Regions from separate parts of the Homo sapiens genome. Here regions 2 and 3 are each linked to region 1. The links are chromatin loops, found by intact Hi-C in ENCODE. Cell type or tissue: GM12878. All regions are shown on one strand.

Evidence for each region. A loop is a pair of places that touch in the nucleus more often than their neighbours do. Peaks named below come from ENCODE experiments on the same cell type or tissue, not always from the same donor. Only the 100,000 strongest peaks of a DNase experiment are listed, where the experiment ranks them.
Region 2: a loop joins it to region 1, with 4 times the contacts of the local background. A loop is called at or near these places in 2 of 110 quality-filtered maps.
Region 3: it touches region 1 in a loop (3-fold over the local background); 2 of 110 quality-filtered maps call a loop at or near these places.

What each region holds. Positions count from the first base shown.
Region 1 is chr5:116,943,248-116,951,247 of GRCh38, forward strand. The region is part of intron 1 of LOC105379137 (a long non-coding RNA gene); the gene reads right to left. Among named protein-coding and RNA genes, the nearest start is that of LINC02214, 190 kb to the left of the region's middle. RefSeq lists enhancers at 1-15, 1,028-1,717, 2,410-3,099. In GM12878, a CTCF peak has its summit at 4,864 (motif pointing left); a DNase peak (open chromatin) is centred at 4,824; H3K27me3 peaks cover 155 bases.
Region 2 is chr5:116,700,936-116,708,935 of GRCh38, forward strand. No RefSeq gene overlaps it. Among named protein-coding and RNA genes, the nearest start is that of LINC02214, 57 kb to the right of the region's middle. RefSeq lists enhancers at 3,640-4,366, 3,773-3,872. In GM12878, no CTCF peak of the experiment used is centred here; DNase peaks (open chromatin) are centred at 1,976 and 3,976; H3K4me3 peaks cover 341 bases; H3K27ac peaks cover 1,078 bases.
Region 3 is chr5:116,678,470-116,686,469 of GRCh38, forward strand. No RefSeq gene overlaps it. Among named protein-coding and RNA genes, the nearest start is that of LINC02214, 80 kb to the right of the region's middle. RefSeq lists an enhancer at 3,163-3,592. In GM12878, no CTCF peak of the experiment used is centred here; a DNase peak (open chromatin) is centred at 3,412; H3K4me3 peaks cover 579 bases; H3K27ac peaks cover 1,229 bases.

The DNA of each region.
Region 1 (8,000 bases):
TCATACTTAAGTTGACTTCGTTACAAAAATTCTTTTCTGTGGTTCTCTGGCTTTCATTATTATTAGAACAAAGAATCAAATATTTTAAATAACTTCTGAGTTCTTGTCCATTAGCAGGTAGGGTTCTTGAATTTTGAAAATGAGATGTGAAGAGTGACAGTCTATATATCTCTAAAACATCCCCAAATGAATTGAAGTTTGTTTTCAACTCTGAGCTCCACTTGGCTACAAGATGATAGTTGTTGTTACTGCTATGGTCATATTTGCTGCCATTTTTACTGTACTCCTTTCTGAAACGTCAAGGCCCTAGAGTGCTGGCATGTTGGTGTATATGACAGAGCAGAGTCAGGAATCTGAGGACACCAAAGGAAAAATGGAAAAACTCCCACAAGGAAGAGAGAGATTATGCTTAAAATATGTATCTTTATGAAAACATGCCGAACTCTCCCTATCCATTACAACCAGATCCATTGCTTTAAAATGGTACCTTTATGAAGTCATCCCCTTATTCAAAAACTATGAAGGCTTCCCCATGCCTATAGCATAAAGACTGAATACTGCATTTGGGCCTTCAAGACTTGCCGCAGCTGGCCTTCCTCTACAACTCAAAACGCACCTGCCCCATTTTCACTACACGTAAGGTTCTTTATCTCTACGTTATGGCTTTCCTTCCTGATGACGTGGTAAGCACTTTGTTGTCAGAGATCTGCTTTATTTACTTTTATATCAATTAAAGCATCAATGTCTGCCTTTTTTGCCCCTTTCTGGAGAAATCATCTATGCCCCACTCCCTCCTTTGGGCCAAGGTTAACACAACCTCTTCCCTTCCTTAATCTTGACAAGGCAGCAGCTACAGCCCTAGTTGAGTCAGAGCTGCAAGTTAAACTGTTTGTCCTAGATCAGGCAGGTTGTATGCCAGAGATGAGTCCAAACCATGCTGTGCATTCAAGCCACAGACCTTTCCTCTTCCAGAGCATTGATCTGTGTTTTGCACGTAGGCTCCCATCTTGGTTTCTTTCCTTATCACCCCAGTGAATCATCTGGTGGCCCAGAATCACCATGCTCTTCACCTGCATTAAACTACCGCTTGCCTGATTGCACTCACACAGCTGCCACACCCTCCCCACCATTTAACCTCGTAAACTTGTTTTGGCCTTATAAGCATCAAGACCTGCCTAACTCTGCCCCAGCTGGAAACCATGCCTTGCATTGCTCAACTTCCTTTGTCGAGCATTCTGATCCTAGATAAGTATCTTTGCAAGCTGCCTAACTATTCCTGGATTCTAGAGTTTTGTTTCCCAAGCATATTCACATACTTTCCAACTGCATAGCGTTTAGCAGAAGGCAAAACTGTTGTTTCCCTAAGAAAATTTTAAATTCCTATTTCCCTGGAGACATAATAGGTAACATGCCCTGAAAATGTCCTGTGTGTCTATGACTTAGTGCACTGAATTCAAAAGAGTTCCTGAAGGGTGAAATCATTAGCATATTTTATAATATTCAAAGATCATTGACAATAAGGGAATTGTATATAACCTGCTAAATGTGTTGTTAATAGTGTTAGAAATTTTAAGTGGAAAAACAGGTATTGATAACATTTAGGATGAGTCAATACAGAAACTCTAAGTATTCTGAAATTCAGAAAATTTCACCTGGATTTGGTGTCTACTTAAATGATATACATGTCTCAAATAAGAATATTATTTCTGCTTCATGTTTTTGAGAGGAATAACTAATTGCATTATGTACCTGAGATTATTTTTATTTATTTACATCATTTGTTTTTATAATTACAGTATTTTTTTTTTTTAGATAGAGTTTCACTCTTTTGCCCAGGCTGGAGTGCAGTGGTGTGATCTCAGCTCACTGCAACCTCTGCCTCCTGGGTTCAAGCGATTCTCCTGCCTCAGCCTCCCGAGTCGCTGGAATTACAGGTGTGCGCCACCACGGTGCCTGACTAATTTTTGTATTTTTAATAGAGACAGGGTCTCGCCATGTTGGCTAGGCTGGTCTTGAACTCCTGACCTCAGGTGATCCACCCGCCTTGGCTTCCCAAAGTGCCGGGATTACAGGCGTGAGCCACTGTGCCCTGCTATAATTACAATTAAAAGGTGTCTTTTGGAGGATATAAGAAGAAAAACTATTAGTCAAAAAAGCAAAACATTTGCTATAATCATATATCCCCCAATCATAATGATTATCATTCTCCTCTCTTTCGCTCTCCCTTTCACGTCACCATACATATCATTTCTTACCAAAATTAAATCCTTCTTTACATACATTTTGTACCTAGCTTTTATAATTGGCAAAAGTCTATGAACATATTTTCATACTAACATATATTCATATTATCTCCTGTAATGACCCTATGCGGTTCCTTTCATGTGCGTCCATGTGAAGAGACCACCAAACAGGCTTTGTGTGAGCAATAAAGCTTTTAATCACCTGGGTGCAGGCGGGCTGAGTCCAAAAAGAGAGTCAACGAAGGGAGATAAGGGTGGGGCTGTTTTACAGGATTTGGGTAGATAAAGGAAAATTACAGTCAAAGGGGATTTGTTCGCTGGCGGGCAAGAGTGGGGGTCGCAAGGTGCTCAGTGGGGGAGATTTTTGAGCCACGATGAGCCAGGAAAAGGACTTTCACAAGGTAATGTCATCACTTAAGGCAAGGACCGGCCATTTTCACTTCTTTTGTGGTGGAATGTCATCAGTTAAGGCAGGAACAGGCCGTTTTCATTTCTTTTGTGGTGGAATGTCATCAGTTAAGGCAAGGACCGGCCATTTTCAGTTCTTTTGTGGTGGAATGTCATCAGTTAAGGCGGGGCAGGGCATTTTCACTTCTTTTGTGATTCTTAGTTACTTCAGGCCATCTGGGCGTATACGTGCAAGTCACCGGGGATGCGATGGCTTGGCTTGGGCTCAGAGGCCTGACAGTTCCTTGTATTGATTCCCTGTAGTACCACTAGTCTCTTATGAATGGATATCACAGGGACTCATCTTTTTGCTATTTTTAAAATGTTGCGAAAATATCCTTTGGTCTACATCTTTGAGATCTAGTTTTTTTTTTTTTTCCTGTAAATATGCAGAAGTAGATGACTGGTGCAAAGAATAGGTAGTTTTCAGCTTTCAGATATTTACTGCCAAATTGCTCTCAAGAAAATTTGCTTCATGTTATCTTCCCTATGGCAGGGGATGGATGGGACGGCTCTTTTCTGGAGACCCCACTGTAGTTCTATTGATTAACAGGGCTCTTGTAAATTTCTGTCAAGCTGACAGGCAAAAAATATTGTGTATTGTTTTATTTTGTTTATCTAATGTATTCGTTAATTTAACAGTTATTTGTTGAGTACCTATTATGTACCAGGAACTCTTCAAGGGGTGAAGGGAAAGTATAAAACAAGACAGAAGATTTCCTTTCTTCCATGAGGATATAATTCTAGTGGGAGAACCAATAAGCAAACCAGCAGAAGAATCTTAGACTGGGAGACGTGCTAAGCTGAGAACTGGGGCAGCCGGTGCCTGGGGAGCTACACTGGAACTGTGATTGTGAAACCAATTCAAAGAGGTAGCATTTACAGTGAGACCTGAATGACAAGAAGGAGCCAGATGTGCAGTGATTCTCCAGGAAGGAGTTCCAGGTATCGAGAACAGCTGGCATAAATGTTTGAAGGTGGGTATAGCAGCACTATTCACAATAGCCAGAAGGTGGAAACAACCCTAACGTCCATCAGCAGTTGAATGGATAAACAAAATGTGGTATATCCATGCTATGGAATATTATTCAGCCTTAAAAACAAATGAAGGACTGATACATGATAATGTCAGGCCTCCGAGCCCAAGCCAAGCCATCTCATCCCCTGTGACTTGCACGTATACATCCAGATGGCCTGAAGTAACTGAAGATCCACAAAAGAAGTAAAAATAGCCTGAACTGATGACATTCCACCATTGTGATTTGTTCCTGCCCCACCCTAACTGATCAATGTAGTTTGTAATCTTCCCACCCTTAAGAAGGTTCTTTGTAATTCTCCCCACCCTTGAGAATGTACTTTGTGAGATCCACCCCTGCCCACAAAACATTGCTCTTAACTTCACCGCCCATCCCAAAACCTGTAAGAACTAATGATAATCCATCTCCCTTCGCTGACTCTTTTCGGACTCAGCCCACCTGCACCCAGGTGAAATAAACAGCCATGCTGCTCACACAAAACCTGTTTGGTGGTCTCTTCACACGGACACACATGAAACTATGACTTGGATGAACCTTGAAAACATTAGGTTAAGTGAAAGAAGCCAGTCACAAAAGAAGCCAGTCACATACATATTGTGTGATTCCTTTTATATGAACTATCTGGAATAGATTAGTCCATAGAGACAGAAAGGAGATTAATCATTGCCAGGGGCTGGGGTGGTGGTGGAGAATGACTGCGTAATTTGTATCGAGTTTTCTACAGGTGTGATGAAAATGTTTTCGAAACAGGTAAGGGTGATTGTTGAGGACATTGCGAATGTACTAAATGCCACTGAATTGTATACTTTAAAATCGTTCGTTGTTATGCGAGTATTAGCTCAATTTTTAAAAATGTGCTAAGGTGAGTATAAACTTGCTTGGTGAGAACAGAAGGGCTGGAGTTAGGTACATGTGAGAATGAAAGGAAGGTAGATGTGAGTTTTCTCTCCCAGGAGCAGAAATCTTTTGCATCTACCCCTTTCCTAGTAACAGTGGCTCTTTCCCTAGATCCTGTGGGAAAGATGGCTTCCCACCTCCTCCCCGGCGATAGACTTGTCTTAACCTGCATCCCTCCCGGTAAGCAATGAGTGTATGCCTGGACCCTGGGGCAGGAGAGTTTGCTGCCCTCTGCTGGCAGATACGGCATCTGCTTCATAGGAGAGAAGGGTCTGGGGAAATAGGAAGTGTGTTTTCTCTCCCCAGCAGCTGTTGATCACTTCCTGCAGGCTGCATCATCCGGCTAACTTTGCGGAGTAGAGGTGGGAGATTTCTCTTCTGCCTCCTTTGTTCTGCCTGCAGGCTTTCTTGTGGGAAAGCAAGGTAGCCAGGGAGCCCACACTTCTATGAGTCTGGAGTTCCCGGCTATTCTATACTGACAGTCTAGTCCATGCTTGGCCTTAATGAATTTCTTAAAATTTTAGTTGATTTCTCCTTACTTGCTTGTATGCTGCCTACTTCTTTTTCTCGTGCTCTGTCGAAGATGAAATAGTTATATGCCTTGTCTGTGCTTGGGAGGGTTTACGTCTCCTTGGAATTTAGTTCACTTAGTGCCTAGATTGCTCAGCTCCAGAGAAGGTATGATTTTGTAGGTCATCTGTTTTTTTCTTATCGTTAAGTTTGGAGTGATATTAACTTATGGCTTTCTACAGTCGAAGTGGAAGTATGTGTGTGTGTGTGTGTGTATATATATATATATATGTTTGATCTATGTATAGATTTTCCACTCCAATCCATAGATCCAATCCACTGTTTTTCCACAGTGCCACTAAGTTTTAATTACTATAGTTTTATAATATACTTTAACCAGTAGGATAATTTCTCTCTCATTATTCATCTTTAATGAAAAAAAGATCTGGGTTATTCTTGTTTTTTTTTTTTCTTCTAAGTGATCAGCAGGATTATCTTTCAAGTTCTCCAGGAGATCTCATTGAAATTTTTATTGGGATTATGTTAAATATTAGAGTAGTTCTTTGTCAGCATTTTCAAATTCTTGAAGGACTATTTAGAATTCTAATTCTTCTTGGGTTAAATATGATAATTTATACTTTCTAAAATATACATTATCAAGGTTTTCACATATAGTAAAATATATTCACATTTTATAAAATATTTTCTATAGGATTTTAAAATCTATAGTTCTCTAGTTATATTTGTTTAAAATTTTTTTGATTTTTAGTTTATTTGCATATATCGTAGAGGTATATATTTATGGGGCACATGAGATATTTTGGTACAGACAGGCACAGTGTAATAATACCATCATGAAAAATGAGGTATCCATCCCCTAAGCCTTTATCCTTTGTATTTCAAACAATCCAATTATACTCTTTTAGTTATTTTGAAATGTACAGTTGAATTATTATTGACTATAATCCTGTTGCACAATCTGATTATATTTCATTTCTGATTTTTTATTCTACCTGATAAATCTTTCCAGAGTTTATCTTTTTCAGTATGCATTTTGCAAACATCCAGCTCTGAGGTTTATTCTACTGTTGCTTTCCTGAACCTCAACTTTCTCAGCTGCTAAGTTGAAGATAATAGTATTGACTTCACAGGATTGTCTTAAGGTTTTGATGAGACAATAAAAGTAAACATTTTGGGCTGGGCGCAGTGGCTCATGCCTGTAATCCCAGCACTTTGGGAGGCCGAGGCGGGCGGATCATGAGGTCAGGAGATCGAGACCATCCTGGCTAACACGGTGAAATCCCGTCTCTACTAAAAACTACAAAAAAAAAAAGAAAATTAGCCGGGCATGGTGGTGGGCACCTGTAGTCCCAGCTACTCAGGAGGCTGAGACAGGAGAATGGCGTGAACCCAGGAGGCGGAGCTTGCAGTGAGCCGAGATCGTGCCACTGCACTCCAGCCTGGGTGACAGTGCGAGAGAGCGAGACTCTGTCTGAAATAAATAAATAAATAAATAAATAAATAAATAAATAAATAAAATAAACGTTTTGGCATAGTGTTGGTCACATGGTTAAGATTCAAAAAATAATCCAATGATCATCACTGGATTCTGTTTTTAAACATATTCATTCTCCTCTTCCTCTTCTTTAGGTTAATTTTACAACTTTTATTCAAAAGCCTTGAATTTCATACTAATTTAAAGCTATTTATTTATTTATTTATTTATTTATTTATTTATTTATTTTTTCTCAGTGTAGGCTTACCCATATCCTATAAATTTAGCTTTGAGGGATAACATTAAAGTTTCTAAGCCAGGCATGGTGGCCTAGAAACTGTAACCCCAACATGTTGAGAGGCCAAGGCGGGTGGATCACCCAAGGTCATTTCAAGACCACCCTGGCCAACATGGTGAGAACCCATCTTTACTAAAAATACAAAAATTAGCTGGGCGTGGTGGCAGGCACCTGTAGTCCCAGCTACTCAGGAGGGTGAGGCGGGAGAATTGCTTGAACCCGGGAGGAGGAGGTTGCAGTGAGCCAAGATGGCACCGTGGCACTCCAGCCTGGGCAACAAGAGTGAAACTCTGTCTTAAAAAATAAAAATGAATAAAAATAAAAAATAAAGTTTCTGAATTGATTGTAATTAAAGCATTGATTTTCTTCTTGGGTCAACAATCATTTAAAATAATAGTTTTGAGAGATTTCTGTTTTGTTTTGTCCTAATTTTCAAATTCATTTACTATTTTTATTAAGAAATATGATCTATTTTTACTACTGAGCATTTATTGAGGTATTTTGTAATACCTCAAGATCAATGGAAAGAATCTTTATTCTCTGTTTGAATAGTACAAAGCATCATATATACTGACAGTAACGAATGAGAAATTATAAAATTTAACTTTCTTATGCTCTAAAGCTAAGGAAAAGACTTTTAAATGCTGATAGCTGAACGAGCAATTAAGTTTGGCTGAAGTGAGGCTGAACGAGCAATTAAGTTTGGCTGAGGTGGAAAACTATTTTAAAAATAAAGGCTTCATAGATGAGATTTGGGTATGAAGAAAGCTTAAACTTGTAAACAAAATAGGAAAAGATGAAAAAGGGCAAAAACAATATTAACATGTTTTTGTTTTGTTTTTTCCCCAAAGGATATAATGAGCTTTTCTCTACATAAATGAATCTTTTTGTCAGCTTAGGAAAAATTTCTTCTATTATATATGTCAGTATTGTTTTTTGTTCCACTTGTTCCATTATGTTCTTTGAGAACCCAAATTGTTTATGTTTAATTTTGTTTCTCTTTTCTATCTATAAACTTCGTCATTGTTTTCTTCTGAATTTTGGGAAACCTCCTTGAGATTTTCCTCTCTATC
Region 2 (8,000 bases), 240 kb before region 1:
ACCCATCACAATTTCTGAAAATCAGACCTAATGTTCCCCTTTGCATTTGCTGGGCTGGCTTTTGGTATACTACAATTTTATACCTTTGGAAACTTTGAAGATTTTTAAAAAAATACTTCCTTTAATTTTGCTATCAATATCTTTTCCATAATGTGTTTAAAAATATTTATTGTAGGCCGGGCGCGGTGGCTCACGCTTGTAATCCCAGCACTTTGGGAGGCCGAGGCGGGTGGATCACGAGGTCAGGAGATCGAGACCACGGTGAAACCCCATCTCTACTAAAAATAAAAAAAAAAAAATTAGCCGGGCGTGGTGGCGGGCGCCTGTAGTCCCAGCTACTCGGAGAGGCTGAGGCAGGAGAATGGCGTGAACCCGGGAGGCGGAGCTTGCAGTGAGCCGAGACTGTGCCACTGCACTCCAGCCTGGGTGACAGAGCGAGACTCCGTCTCAAAAAAAAAAAAAAAAAAAAAAAAAATTTATTGTACATGTAACATGGGCCAGGCATTGTTCCAGCTTGTGGAAACAACATGGAAAAAAAGATATAGGACCTTGGTTCTCAGAGAATCTGCAATCTAATTACAGAGCTTATTATGTTAGGGTGGGTTACCAAATGTCTTCCTTCTTGGGTCAGTTGGAGGGAGATTTCTGGAGAGCAGCCTTTTTGGGGATTTGTGCTATATACCTGAAATCATTGAGTTGACTTGATCAATGGTTCAGATGAAGCCCTTTCAATTTTCTGAGAAGATATACAATTGCAATAATTAGAAAATGAGTTTTAGGTTGCCAATAGTGAAAGACATGGATGGGATTATTCCTGAACAGCTCAAGAACCAGGATGTTGAAGAGTCTTAAACAAACCATGTGAAAAGCATTTCTACTCACAGATTCTGCTAGACCAAGATATGATACAGGCCAGGCATGGTGGCTCATGCCTGTCATCCCAGCACTTTGGGAGGCCGAGTTCAGCGGATCACCTGAGGTCAGGAGTTCGAGACCAGCCTGGCCAACATGGTGAAACCCTATCTCTATTAAGAATACATAAATTAGTCAGGTATGGTGGCACACGCCTGAAGTCCCAGCTATTCGGGAGGCTGAGGAAGGAGAATCGCTTGAACCCAGTGGGTGGAGGTTGCAGTGAACCAAGATTGTACCACTGCACTTCAGCTTGGGAAACAGAGTGAGTCTCAGTCTCAAAAACAAAACAAAACCAAGGAGTCTCGCTCTGTCGCCCAGGCTGGAGTGCAGTGGCGCGATCTCGGCTCACTGCAAGCTCTGCCTCCCGGGTTCATGCCATTCTCCTGCCTCAGCCTCCCGAGTAGCTGGGACAAAAGGCGCCCGCCACCATGCTCGGCTAATTTTTTGTATTTTTAGTAGAGATGGGGTTTCACCGTGTTAGCCAGGATGATCTCAATTTCCTGACCTCGTGATCCGCCCAACCTGGCCTCCCAAAGTGCTGGGATTACAGGCGTGAGCCACTGCACCCAGCCCCGATACAATACGTTCTTTAACACTGGGTAATATTTATTGAGTGTCAGGTTTGTGGAGAATGTTTTGTAAGAATAATTTCCTATAATTCTTAGAGGTAGGCATTATCATCATCATTCCCATTTTAAAATTGAGAAATGGAGCTTTAGAGAGAAGCTTTATGTAATTTGTCTAGGAAGTATCAAAGCTATAATGTAAACCTAGGATGTCTAGTTCCTTAGCTTTGCTTTAATCACTGTGCAATATACCTACTCCTGAAAAATACTTGAATCCCATTATTGTCAACTAGTTGAAGGTTAGAAATGCACAGTAGCTCTGGTTTTTCCAAGAAACTTGGAAAAGAGAGAATAAGCAACATCAGTGTATGGTCGAGAGTCCTAGCCTCCTTGTGTTTTTACAATTGTGATGTCTCTGCATGGCCCAGCATTTCAGGAACTATCCATTGAAAAGCTCTGAAAACCAAAAACAAGTTCATTTGCAAGTTTTCATAATTATACATGGCTGTGACCTAATTCTTCCTTTTGCTTTGTGTTTGACTAATATGTATTAGTCACATCTAACCTCCAGTTTCTGCTCCCCTACCCAGCCCCCAATTTGTTAGGGAAGGGTAAAATTCTGATTTTTGCCTGCCCAGACTTTGAGTTTGGAAGCTAACTTAAAATCTTACAGAATCTCTCTTAGCTTTCTCTATATCCCTCAAGCAATCCATGAATGAAAACAATGAGCACTGTGCTTTTCTTTTTGTTTTGTTTTTTTGTTTTTTTGTTTTTTTTTTTTTTGAGATGAAGTTTCACTCTTGTTGCCCAGGCTGGAGTGCAATGGCAAGATCTCAGCTCACTGCAACCACTGCCTCCTGGGTTCAAGTAATTCTCCTGCCTCAGCCTCCCGAGAAGCTGGGATTTACAGGCATGCACCATCATGCCCGACTAATTTTCATGTTTTTAGTAGAGATGGGTTTCACCATGTTGGCCAGGCTGGTCTCAAACTCCTGACCTCAGGTGATCTGCCTGCTTCGGCCTCTCAAAGTGCTGGGATGACAGGCATGAGCCACTGCACCCGGCATGCACTGTGATTTTCATATGGAACACTGGGCAAGTGTGGCTTTGGTGAATTGTATGAGACATTTTACCTACATAATCTCATTCATGTTTTTGGCCTTTTCTATCCTTTGAACAGGGTCTAATTGGCCTACGGTGATATATTATGTAATAAATCCCTGTAAAAGGACACTTTTTCATAGAAATTCAGTCATGTTTAAAAATGCTTCATAAATCATGGAGCACAAAACTTATTGCATTTGCAGCTCTTGAACACAAGTGTAGCGTGATTTCTATTTGTCAGCATCTTGTTCAAGGTAAACTGGGCCAGTAACAAGTATGAGCTTGAAGGATTTAAATAATGGAATTAACTGACTTTGTTGTATTTCTCTATTTGACCTCAATAAACACAAAATATATATTTTCCCCTCATGTTTATAAAGCATATACAAGATTTAATTACATACTTGGCCTACAAAAAGCTTTAATATTATTTCCCCAAAGTAGAACACTTGTACAACATATTCTCCTACCAAAAAACCAAAATATTGAATTTCTACAGTAAACAAAATAATAAAAATCTACTTCAAATAAAAAAACCTCTTCTAAATGACTCTTGAATCGAGAGGAAACAAACGAACAAAAACAACGGAGATTACAAATGCTTTAGCAATTAATGTAAATGAGCCCTCTTCATTGAGAAATCTCCATAATGCGAATAGAGCCCCAGTCAGAGTAAGCTTCATGACTTTAACCTTTCTATTTTAATAAAATGAATCAGAGACTTAGTTCAGGGAACAACCTAGGAAACTTAGAAAAAAGAACAAAATAAATTGCAGGTGAAAGCGAGAAATAAATAAAAGATGGAAATTACTATATATATATTTAAAAACCTATCAAAGAGACTTTAAAGAACACTGGACTTATCAATAAAACCAAAACTGTTTTTTTTTTTTTAAACAAAAATACTTAATGGATAGGCTTGCCAGATAAAATACTATACGCCTAGTAAAATTTAAATTTTAGGCTGGGCGCAGTGGCTCACGCCTGTAATCCCAGCACTCTGGGAGGCCGAGGCAGGCACATCACCTGAGGTCAGGTATTTGAAACCAGCCTGGCCAAAGTGGTGAAACTGTCTCTACTAAAAATACAAAAAATTAGCCGGGCGTGGTGGTGCATGCCTGTAATCCCAGCTACTCAGGAGGATGAGGCAGTGAGAGAAGAGAGACAGACCTTCTCATATTGTTTTATATTGTTTTATACTCAGAAAAGGAAAGAGAAGCAAAACTAAAGGTGCCTAGGATTCAGACCCGAAACCAAGGAATCAGACCTGAAACCAGGCCTGGGCCTGCCTGACCTAAGCCTAGTAGTTAAAATTCGACCCCTGACCTAGCAACTGATGTTATCTATAGATTATAGAAAGACATTGTAAAACTTCCCAGTCTGTTCTGGGAACTTTTCTGAAACAGTTTCTGAAACAGAACTGTTTCACTCTGACCACCGGTGCATGCAGCCCCTGTCACATACCCCCTGCTTGCTCAATTGATCATGACCTCCTCATGCGGACTCCCTTAGAGTTGTGAGCCCTTAAAAGGGACAGGAATTGCTCACCTGGGGAGCTCGGCTCTTGAGACAGGAGTCCTGCCGATGCTACCGGCCGATAAACCTCTTCCTTCTTTAACTCGGTGTCTGAGGAGAAAAGAATAGTTATCATCTTTGGAAAAAAAAAAAAAAGGGAGGGTGGAATTTATATAAAAAGAATGTTATATGGTAAATTATTGTCCTGAAATATATTAACTGGTTGTTTAAAGAAAGAAATGTTTGTAATAAGTCAGAAAGTTAAGGCATGTCGAAAAATTGCCTGTAAAAGTCGTGAAAAGAAAAAGTTATAAAAAAAAGTGTGTTAAAAAGAAAGAATTTATGCAAGAAATGTATAATTTAAAAGTAATTAGGCCTCCTAAATGTAAAACTATTGAAGAGACAGTTTATGTGCAAGGTGTATAAGGAAAGTAAAGTATATATTTGGTAAAAGGATTATAAGGAGGCATAAGAATGTGGATTTTTACCTACATTAAAAGGTTAAAAATATGTGTATTTTGTTTTAAAGGTTTAAGGAAGTTTTAAAACATTAATTGTGTGTAAATTCTGTGTGTAAACATATTAGCTAAAGTTAAAGAAGTATCATCCAGTTTTTCTGTAAACCGGACATTAAATAAAAGCATAACAGGTTTTTCTTAAAGCACCAACCTGTTCTTTAACAAAAATTATAAATGGTTAAAAAGAGTCTAAAACATCTTACCTTATAGTCAAACATTAAAAATTAGATAAATATGTCTACAAGATTTTATTAAAATTAAGTTTAACATTAATAACACACTAATATAAAGATAAAATTTAGCTTATCTGGTATAAAAATCATACAAAAAGCATTATTAAATATAAAATGGTTTTTAGCTCTCTTTGGTCTAAAGGCTAATAAAAATAGGTGCTAAAGGAAATTTCTCAGTAAAAAGGCACTAAGGACTATAAAGTCCACTGCCAAGGTCCCCACATTCAAAACAAAAGGTCGATTTCTTAGAAATTATATACTTGGTTTACCTTCCACTTTCCTTTCCCTCAAAACTAAAAGTCTTTTAGCACATGTACTACCCTTAGAATTTCCGGTAAACCAGCAGCAGCCTGAAGATCACGTTCTCATCGAAAGGTGGAAAGAAGAAAAACTCCAGTCAGCCTGGGAAGGACCCTACCTTGCGCTGCTAACCACCAAGACTGCTGTTCGTACAGCAAAAAAGGATGGACTCTTCACATCCGAGTCAAGAAAGTGCCACCCCCTCCAGACTCGTAGGCCGTAGTCCCAGAGGAAAACTCTACCAAACTAAAGCTAAGAAAAATCTAACTATTTTCATCTATTCTATTACTCGTTCTTCTTTTCGCGCTCTATTGCTGACCATCTAGTTATTAACATAACCAAGTCAATTTCGCCTCAAACTGTTGCATTTAATGCTTGCCTTGTTATAGCCTGTGAGGACTTGCCAAGTCAAAGACAGCTGTCTACTTCAGAAAAGTACTTCTGTCCCTCCTGACTCTCCTCAGACTGGGCATTAGTAAACTAAGGCCATTTAATCCAGGGAGATTTCAATAAAGGCCCCAGTGCCAACCAGGAGTCTTGCCCCCTGAGGCAGAGCTTTCATGCCATAGTTGGTCCAACATTCTGTGGACCACTAAAGAACAAGGATGGACTGCCCCAACTGGTTTTTGTAATTTCCTAAAATCATACATTCATTTTTCTAAAAGATCATAGAAGTTAAAGACTTAAGACAAACTTTAGCAATTAAGACAAGATACCAAGATGCAAATGCCTGGTTAAAATGGATCAAATATTCCATCTGCACGTTAAATAAAAGCAATTGTTATGCTTGTACACATGGCAGGCCAGAGGCCCAGATTGTCCCTCTTCCACTAAGGTGGTCCTCCAGTCGACCAGGCGTAGGCTTCATGGTAGCCCTTTTCCAGGATTTTACAGCCTGGAGTAATAATTCATGCCAAGCTCTCTCTGCTATATCCTGAAGTCCGGCACCCTGCAGGTCAGCCCCCGAGGGCCATCCAGCTTCCATCTCCCAACACTAAGTTCACTTCGTGTCTCTCACAACAGGGAGGAAACAGCATTCCTTGGAGACCTGAAAGGATGCGATGAGGCCCCTGTTCATCCCTGAGCGGATGTGTGGTGGTATTATGGTGGACCTTTACTACGCACTCTGCTGAATAACTAGAGTGGGACTTGTGCTTTAGTCCATTTGGCTATCCCTTTCACCCTGGCATTTCATCAACCAGAAGGAGAAAATATAAAACATCGTAAAGCGAGAGAAGCCCCTTATAGGTCTTTCAACTCTTACATCTATTTAGATGCAATTGGAGGCCTGCAAGGAATACCAGATCAATTTAAAGCTTGAAATCAAATAGCTACAAGATTTAAGTCAATATTTCAGTAGGTGACAGTTAATAAAAATGTAGATTAAATAAACTACATCTATTACAACCAACAGCAACAAGCTTTTCATGAGTTAAAAGAAAAACTCAGGTTGGCCCCAGCCCTAGGGCTAGCTGATCTGACAAAACTTTTTACACAGTATGTGTTGAAAAAAGGAAAAAAAAAAAATGGCAGTTGGAGTTTTAACCCAGACTGTAGGGCCCTGGCCAAGGCCAGTGGCCTATCTCTCAAAACAGCTAGACAAGGTTTCCAAAGGCTGGCCCCCATGTCTAAAGGCCCTGGCAGCAATGGCCCTGTTAGCACAAGAAGCAGATAAGCTAACTCTTAGGCAAAACTGAAACATAAAGTCCCCCCATGCTGTGGTGACTTTAATAAATACCAAAGGACATCATTAGCTAACGAATGCTACTAGATACCAAAGCTTGTTCTATAAAAATCCCTGCATAACCATTGAAGTTTGCAACACCCTAAACCCCACCACCTTGCTCCCGGTATCACCCAGCCCAGTTGTACATAACTGTTTAGAGATATTGGACTCAGTTTATTCTAGCAGGCCCAACCTCTGAGACCATCCTTGAACATCAGTAGACTGTGAGCTGTACATGGACAGGAACAGCTTCGCCAACCCTTGCAAAGTGACTCTAAAGATGACAAGCCCGGCTCCAGTCACACCCGGAAGCTGACTGGTCCACGCACAGCCCAAGCATGAAAAAACTCATCGCAGGACTCATTTTCCTTAACTTTTAGACTTGTACAGTAAGGACTTCAACTGACCTTCCTCAGACTGAAGGCTGTTCCCAGTATATAAATCAAGTCACTAAAGTGGCACGAAAGGTTGCTATGGTCCTATTATTTTATGGTTATTATAAGTGTGCTGAAACTCTAAAAAAAAACTTGTTTGTATAATGTTATTCTATACAAGGTATGTAGCCCAGGAAATGACCAACCTGATGTGTGTTATGACCCATCTGAGCCTCCCATGACCACAGTTTTTAAAATAAGATTAAGGACTGAGGACTGGTGGAGGCTCATAAAGGATACAAGTAAAGTGTTAGCCAAAATAGACAAACAAAAAGGTGCCCAAATGAGTCACCTTAAAATTCGATGCCTGTGCTCTCTTATTATTAATAATAAGTTAAAAATAGGATGAGGTTCTCTTAATTAAGAAAGAGGTTATATGACAGAAAATAAGTACATTTATCATAAATTAAGACTGTGTAAAAATAAATGTAGATACTGGTCTTGTGTCATTTAGGCTACTTAGATGAAAAAAATGAAAAACTCCTGTCCACCTTCAGCAAAGGAAAAGTGGCCCTTCCTGTACCAGTAGCCAGTGTAACCCCTTAGAACTAGTAATAACCAACCCCCTTAATCCTCGCTAAAAAAAGAGGAATGTGTAACCCTAGAAATTGATGGAGCTGGACTGGATCTTCAAATAAATATCATAGTTTGAAGAAAAGTTTACAAACGCTCTCCTGAGCCAGTATTTC
Region 3 (8,000 bases), 260 kb before region 1:
AGGTTTGTTACATAGGTATACGTGTGCCATGGTGGTTTGCTGCACCCATCAGCCTGTCATCTACATTAGGTATTTCTCCTAATGCTATCCTTCCCCTTGCCCTTCACCCCACAACAGGCCCTGGTGTGTGATGTTTCCCTCCCTGTGTCCATATGTTCTCATTGTTCAACTCCCACTATGAGTGAGAACATACGATGTTTGGATTTCTGTTCCTGTGTTAGTTTGCTGAGAATGATGGTTTCCAGCTTCATCCCTGTCCCTTGCAAAGGACATGAATTCATTCATTTTTTTCTTTCTTTCCCAGACAGAGTCTCTCTCTGTTGCCCAGGCTGGAGTGCAGTGGTGCGATCTCAGCTCACTGCAACCTCCACCTCCCGGGCTCAAGCAATTCTCCTGCCTCAGCCTCCAGAGTAGCTAGGATTACAGGCGTGCACCACAATGCCCAGCTAATTTTTGTATTTTTAGTAGAGATGGGGTTTCACCATGTTGGCCAGGCTGGTCTCAAACTCCTGACCTCATGATCTGCCCACCTCGGCCTCCCAAAGTGCTGGGATTACAGGCATGAGCCACCATGCCCAGCTGAATTTATTCTTTTTTATGGCTGCATAGTATTCCATGGTGTATATGTAACACATTTTCTTTATCCAGTCTATGATTGAAGGGCATTTGGGTTGGTTCCAAGTCTTTGCTATTGTGAATAGTACTGCAATAAACATACGTGTGCATGTGTCTTCATAGTGGAATGATTTATAATCCTTTGGGTATATACCCAGTAATGGGATTGCTGGGTCAAATGGTATTTCTGGTTCTAGATCCTTGAGGAATCGCCACACTGTCTTCCACAATAGTTGAACTAATTTACACTCCCACCATCTGTGTAAAAGTGTTCTTATTTCTCTACATCCTTTCCAGCATCTGTTGTTTCCTGACTTTTTAATGATCGCCATGCTAACAGGTGTGAGATGGTATCTCATTGTGGTTTTGATTTGCATTTCTCTAATGACCAGTGATGATGAGCTTTTCTTCATGTTTGTTGGCTGCTTCAATGTCTTCTTTTAAGAGTGTCTGTTCATACCCTTCGTCCACTTTTTGATGGGGTTGTTTGTTTTCCTCTTGTAAATTTGTTTAAGTTCCTTGTAGATTCTGGATATTAGCCCTTTGTCAGATGGATAGATTGTAAAAATTTTCTCCCATTCTGCAGGTTGCCTGTTCACTCTGATGATAGTTGCTTTTGCTGTGCAGAGGTCTTTAGTTTAGTTAGATCCCATTTGTCAATTTTGGCTTTTGTTGCCATTGCTTTTGGTGTTTTAGTCATGAAGTATTTGCCCATGCCTATGTCCTGCATTGCCTAGATTTTCTTCTACGGTTTTTATGGTTTTAGGTCTTAATTTAAATCTTTAATCCATCTTGAGTTAATTTTTGTGTAAGGTGTAAGGAAGGGGTCCAGTTTCAGGTCCTAGCCAGTTTTCCCAACTGTAATGGAACTTCTAAGCTCAAATTTTCAGCATGTCATTCCCCTGCTTAAACCTTTCATAGATTCCCCACTGACCTCAAGATAAGGGCCACGTTCTGAAACATAGCCTGCAAGGTCTTGCCTGACCTGGCCTTGGCCAGCCTGTCCAGGTTGATCCCTACCATGCCCCACCTTTCATGCTACGAAGCAGCCACAAAGTTAAATATTCCTTTCTCTAAGTGGCCCATGATCTCACTGGCCATATGGCTGTTCGACAGGTAAGTCCCTCGGCCTGGAGCTCTCACTCATGTCAGGACTTAGCTTTCATGTCTTGTTCTCTGGGTCATGCTCCCATTCCCACACCCCAGGCTCCCACAGCCATCCACTTTTAGAGCATTCACGACTCTGATTGCTCTTTGTGTGTGTGTTTTCTCTCATTACACCAAAACTTCCTTGATTATAGGGACAGCATCTAGTTGAAAAGAGAAGAAAAAAAGAGCAAAAAAAATTATAAATGAATGACCCAATAAGGAAATACAACTAATACACTGTTGGTTTTCCAAGGAGGAGATCATTTAAGGCATCCTGGAAAAATGATGTTTTATCTGAGCTTTGAAGTATGACAAAAGGCTTTCACAACCAGGGAGTAAGTGTGAAGTATTTGAGGCTGAGGAGAATGGCAAGAGGTTAGGCATGGCTGGAAACCTGTCAAGGACAATAAGACCAAGAAAATAGGGGAAAGCTCAATCATTGAGGGCTTCTGATCCTGTACTATGGAGTCGAGACTTATTCTGCAGGCCACAGGGAGTTGGGATTGTTTCTGTGTAAGGGTGTGACAAGAACCAACTTATGGACTAGAAAGAACAATCTAGCAACAAGGCGAAAGAGGCATTGCAGAAGTGAGAGACTGGAGGTAGTGAAGCCAGTTGGAGACCATGCCAACAATCCAGGTGAGCGATGAGGAGGCTCTGGGCTGAGGCAGAGGTGGGGTGGGGCTTGGGTAGGTGGGGGAAGACATTGTGGAATGAGAACAGGCAGCATTTACCATGATCAGCTAGAAGGATGGTGAGGCAGACGTGCAATGGGACTGACAAGCTGTGTGTCCCAAACAATAGTCCAATCTCTTGGGTACTGCTCAGCGTGCATTGGGAGGAGAGTGTTCCACACTGCATTGCCATTTAAAAGGACATTCCAAAAATGTAGCCCATTCCATGAAGGGCAAGAAAGCAGCCTGGATACCTCGGTCAGTGAGACATGGATTGAAGAATGCGATGTTGTTTAGTTTGGCAAATACATGCAGAAGTGAGGGGAGATGTCATAGCGGCCTTCATATATTTGAAACTGTCCCATAAAAGAGATATTAGGCATGTCCAGAGGGCAAAACTCAGGCCAAGAGTGAGCTGGAATGGAAAGAAAAACATATTTTGGCTCCATACAAGGGAGATCTTTCTAACGTGTAGAGCTGTAGGCTACTTTGTCAACTAAACAGCTCACCTGCACTAATGGCCACACAGAGGGCAAGGGACCCTGTTGGGACACATAGAAAGGGGTTTCTGGGGTAAGATGGGACGTGAGACTGAGGTCCTGTAACCCTGGAGACTTTAGTTTCCTTCCATTGCTATCCTAATTCACTCCATGTTTTTAATCACAAACATAGTATTAAGAAGAAATACTGTGACCAGGAAATCTTGACAGGGAAGAGGAATTGTATCGCGAGGACAGTTCTGCTGCCAGGGGAGAAAAAGTTTATTCAGTGCCCTCTGGGACACTTGCTGACCTCTGCTCTCCTGTTCACCTCCCACCTCTTCTACGGAAACAATGGGATTTTCCTCTGGGTTAATATGACCCAAAGGGGCTGGCTGTTCTGGTCCCAGCCACATGACAGTTGGGAAGTCCCCACTTATTAAACACTGACTTCCTCGTTTCTTCGGTGTTTTCAGACATGGGGCAAGGCAAATTCAGTGTCTGGGCCTCTGCCTATAAGAATTCTGTTTCCCTTGCTATGCTGTTTCTCATCTCCACTTTCTCTTTCTCTACTCAACTAACTAATCAGCTAACTTTCTCTTTCTCTTTGATCATAGGGCTTTGTCAGTCAGTGATAAACTAGAAATATTCCTTTTCAGGGATTTAGAGACCAGGGACTATGCCAAGTTCTTAATAACTATATCAATGATCAATATTTCATAATTTATGTAATTAGAGAACATATTTTTCTATTGATTTTTATGGCCAGGCCTCAAAACAACCTATGAGGTGAAGAATCTGAAGCTTAGAGAGATTCAGCCAGTTTCTCAAAATCTCCTAGCTGTAAGAGACAGAGTTGAGGATCTGTGGTCTGACTTCAGAGCCTGGACCTTCAATCAGTAATCGATGCTACCTCTTTGTCTGGAATAGGCCTTCAGACAAGAGTAACTCACAGACAGGTGGTCCTCAAACTTCCACCCTCTCTTCAGACTGCAAACTCCCTGGGCACAGGGACAAGTCTCACCATGAGGCTAAGAGCCCTAATAATTGCATTGTCCAATACATAGAATGAAACAAATGAATAATTTTAATAATGTTTGTATGTTGAAATGATAATATTTTAGATATGTTGGATTGAAAGGTATTAGATTTGATTTTACCCAGTTCTTCTTACTTTTAAATATGTGGCTATTGGAAGTCTGGCAATTACATATGTGGTCCTCATTGGCTTCTGCTGGACAGCACTGCTTTAGAAGATGGAGGCCATGCCTTTTCTCTGAGACCAGCTGAAGCGTTCTGTTAAGGAGCTGGCAAAGGGAGGATGCCAGAGAAAAAGCTGGAAACTAAATCCTGCAGAGTCCCTAAATGAGACGAGATCTCACAAGACTAAAGCTGGCACTTTACCATGACACCTCGTTCTTCGTTCCTTTCCTCCCTAGACTCTGAGGTTTTTGATGGTTGTTGCTTTCTTGCTTGTTTGTTTATTTTTGAGAAAACGACCACATGCTCACAGGCAGGTCCCCCGGCCTCTGGCCTGCACCAGAAAGCCTTCTGTGAGGCTGAGAGCACAGCCACCCTCCTCTCCCCTGCTCTTTGTTAACATGTTTTTCCCCATTCTGCACTGCCCAGGGCTGAGAGCTGTGTGGGAGGCTGATACACAAAAGGCACAAAAGCATCCCTGGAAATATAGTGAGAAGGGGACATTTATATTGACCAGAATTCCTTTTAGGGTGAGAATCGTTTTGTTTGAAATGTAGGAATAATTTGATACTGTGCTTTGTGTGGTGGGGTGTAAAGACCCCTAGGTCCTAGTGGTTACTAAATTGCTTTCTAAAAGTGGCGATTTGGTTCATTGTAGGGCTTTCCTTCTGCTGAGTTGAGTGTGCAAGTTTGAAGCAAGAGATGAACTGCTTGGGGCAAACAGAGAGGTAGAAAACTGCCACAGGGATTCTATTCTCCTCTTAATTTACTAAGCATGTGTTCTTTTGTCAATATTTTAATGAATATTGATTGGACAAGAAAGCAAATAATTAGACTCTGGGACACTCACATATCTTAGCCTGGCGCTGGCATGCTCTGATGAAAAGCATTTTCCCTATAGCTGCTTTTACAGTCTTACCTGGTTTAGTGAAGATTGTGTCTGTGTCCAGTGATGTTCAAAGCGATGGCAGGGCTGCACATGTGCATGATGCACGCTTTAACACATCCTCTCTGGGAAAGCAAGGCAGGGGGCACTTTTTTAAACCAGAGTATTGATTTCTAAGATGTAATAAATAGACCTATTGTACTCATGAGGAATGCCAACAAATACATCTTGAAATGAAGATGTGAGGCTACCACAAAAACGGAAGAGATGGGGGAAGGCCAAGGAGATATTTGCTTAAACTACAATCATCCAGTCAATGTGAAAAAAAAACAAAAACAACAACAACAAAACCCTTCCTCAATCTTATCTCTCTCTTCCACTCAATCCCAAGAACCATAAATAGGTTATATTCCTTTTCATAACCCAAAAGCAGCACCATCTTTAATTCTTTTCTGATAATCCCTCCTTACCCTCCCCTAACACTTTAGACAGTATTCTGTATCCAGTGGATACAGGTTAAATAAATATAAGTTACTGACAGGAGACTTCTTAGCAGGGCCTGGCCATAAAGTGCCTTCATGACCAGTCCTCATCGTCTGGACTCCCATGATTGAGTAAGAGAGGCTCTCTGTCCAGAAACTGAGCATGACTTGAGCAAGCCTGTGGGCATTTGCCATTTTTCTGAGCCTAAAACTGCAGCACCTGATTCTGCACATGGTCCAGGCAGAGATAGATTGCCCAAACAGTGGGATCTGGCTCTTTCAGTTGTGGCTGGAGATTGCGTGAGACATGGCAGCTCCAAACTTCTGGGCTGCTTGGTACCCAAGGAAATTGGGGATTGATGAGTTTGCTGAGCTGTGAGAAGTTGTTTTGAACTTTTCTAAGGGAGCTAAAAGACATAGAGTCACATTTCTCCTCGGGGTACCTGGGCACCAGCCCAATAGTCTTACAGTGACCTCTTCCACACACTTTGGGTGGTTTGTTCTCTGGAGATGCCCATTCCCATGTTCTGTATGTGGGAAGTCAGGAAAAAGTCAAGAAAGATGCATTTCTTCCAAAAATTGTCATTGACTAATTCTATTCTCCTGAGGATAGTAGCAGCAATTGCTAGTAATATGTAATAGTCATATTAGCAAACACTTAATTGAAGCTTGCTGTGTGCTAGGTACTATTCTAGGCACATTGCACACACTAAGTATTTAATCCTCACAACAATTCTCAGAAGTAGGTGCCATTATTGTCCCCACCTTATAGATGTGAAAACAGAGGCACAGAGAGGTTAAATAATTTGTCTAAGATCACACATTTGATACATTCAGATTTAATCAGAGTTTGGATTCTTAATTTTACACTAGATTGCCTTTCAGTGTGTATTCATTCACTGTTACATATGTTTGTTTGCTCATATCACAGTGCGGGGAGTATATCAGGTAGAATTTACTGGCCAAATTCATCTTAGACACCAAAAAAATTGAGCCCTAGGCATAGGCTTTCACATCTCTGCAAAGCACTCGGCCACCTAGTAATGCTTTGTAGACATTTTCCCTGGAAGGCTGACTGATGTGCAGCAGGTACACATGTGATGTTGGTGGCACTCGTGTGGTAGTAAATTGAGTGGACCACATTTTTATCGTGTGGTCTATTTGGCTCTGAATGTGTTGTTGTGGCCTCTGACACAAGTTTTATTTTACGTGATCTAAATGCGAATTCTGAAGTTTCGATTTTGAGAAAAGAAAGGAACCTTAAAACATACTGGACTCAAATGCCATAATAGTCCTATGCAGACTGTGGAGGGCTCCACAAGGCAGGCTGAGGGAGGGAGAGGGTTAGAGAAGGAAGGAGGCAATGAGGGACACACAGGAAACAGGGGCCACCAAGAAACAGGCAGCAATTTGTTATCAAGCAGTCTAGAGTTTCTCATAGAGAGAGAAAAATGAATTCGGGCAACTATTTCTTGGGTAGGAAGATCATTCAGAAAGCCTGTCAAATCCAAGGAAGTCATGGAAATGGTTGTGGTTTACTGTTTGTGATAGTGAACAACATAGATCTAATTACTTTATTTAGAGTTAGCATTAAGGTTTAGATGTACTGTGTGTGTCTGTGTCTGTGTGTAAAAAAAAAAAAATGTTCGTAAGGCTGGGGGATTATGCCAAAGGAATAAACTGAACAGAATCTCTCTATCTCTCTCCTCAACTCCTCTCTCCCCTTAAGTCTTAGAAATAAGAGAAAAAAAATATAAAAATATACATGTTAAAGTAAATTTTTTTTTTTTTTTTTTTTTTTTTTGGTGAGACAGAGATGTACTCTTGTTGCCCAGGCTGGAGTGCAATGGCATGATCTTGGCTCACCGCATCCTCCACCTCCCAGGTTCAAGCGATTCTCCTGCCTGAGCCTCCTGAGTAGCTGGGATTACAGGCATGTGCCACCACGCCTGGCTAATTTTGTATTTTTAGTAGAGACGGGGTTTTGCCGTGTTGCCCAGGCTGATCTCGAACTCCTGACCTCAGGTGATCCGCCCACCTCCCAAGGTGCTGGGATTACAGGCGTGAGCCACTGTGCCCGGCCGTTAAATTAAAATGGAGACTAGGCCTGAAGAATTCCTGAGCAGACAAAACCAGTGAGGCCTCAAAAGTGACCTCAACTTTGCTTGATTTGCAAACGTAAGCAAAACTTAATGAGCTTTTTCTTGTAAATGCCTATTAAAGAAAAATAAATCTTAAGCTCAACCAATCAGACACAGCCAACAAACTTACAATTACATAACTACAGACTTTCCAATAAGATAGACCAAATAAGACAACTGTGTAACTGTAACCAATCAAACGTCTGCTTTGCTTTACTTCTACAGTTGTCCTATAAAAGTCTTCCCCTTATGCTCTCTCTGTGGAGCCCCTCAATCATTTTTTGGTTGGAGCTGCCCAATTCGCGAATCATTGTTTGCTCAAATAAACTCTTTAAAATTTTATTGTGCCTCCATTTACTTGTTAATATATGTCA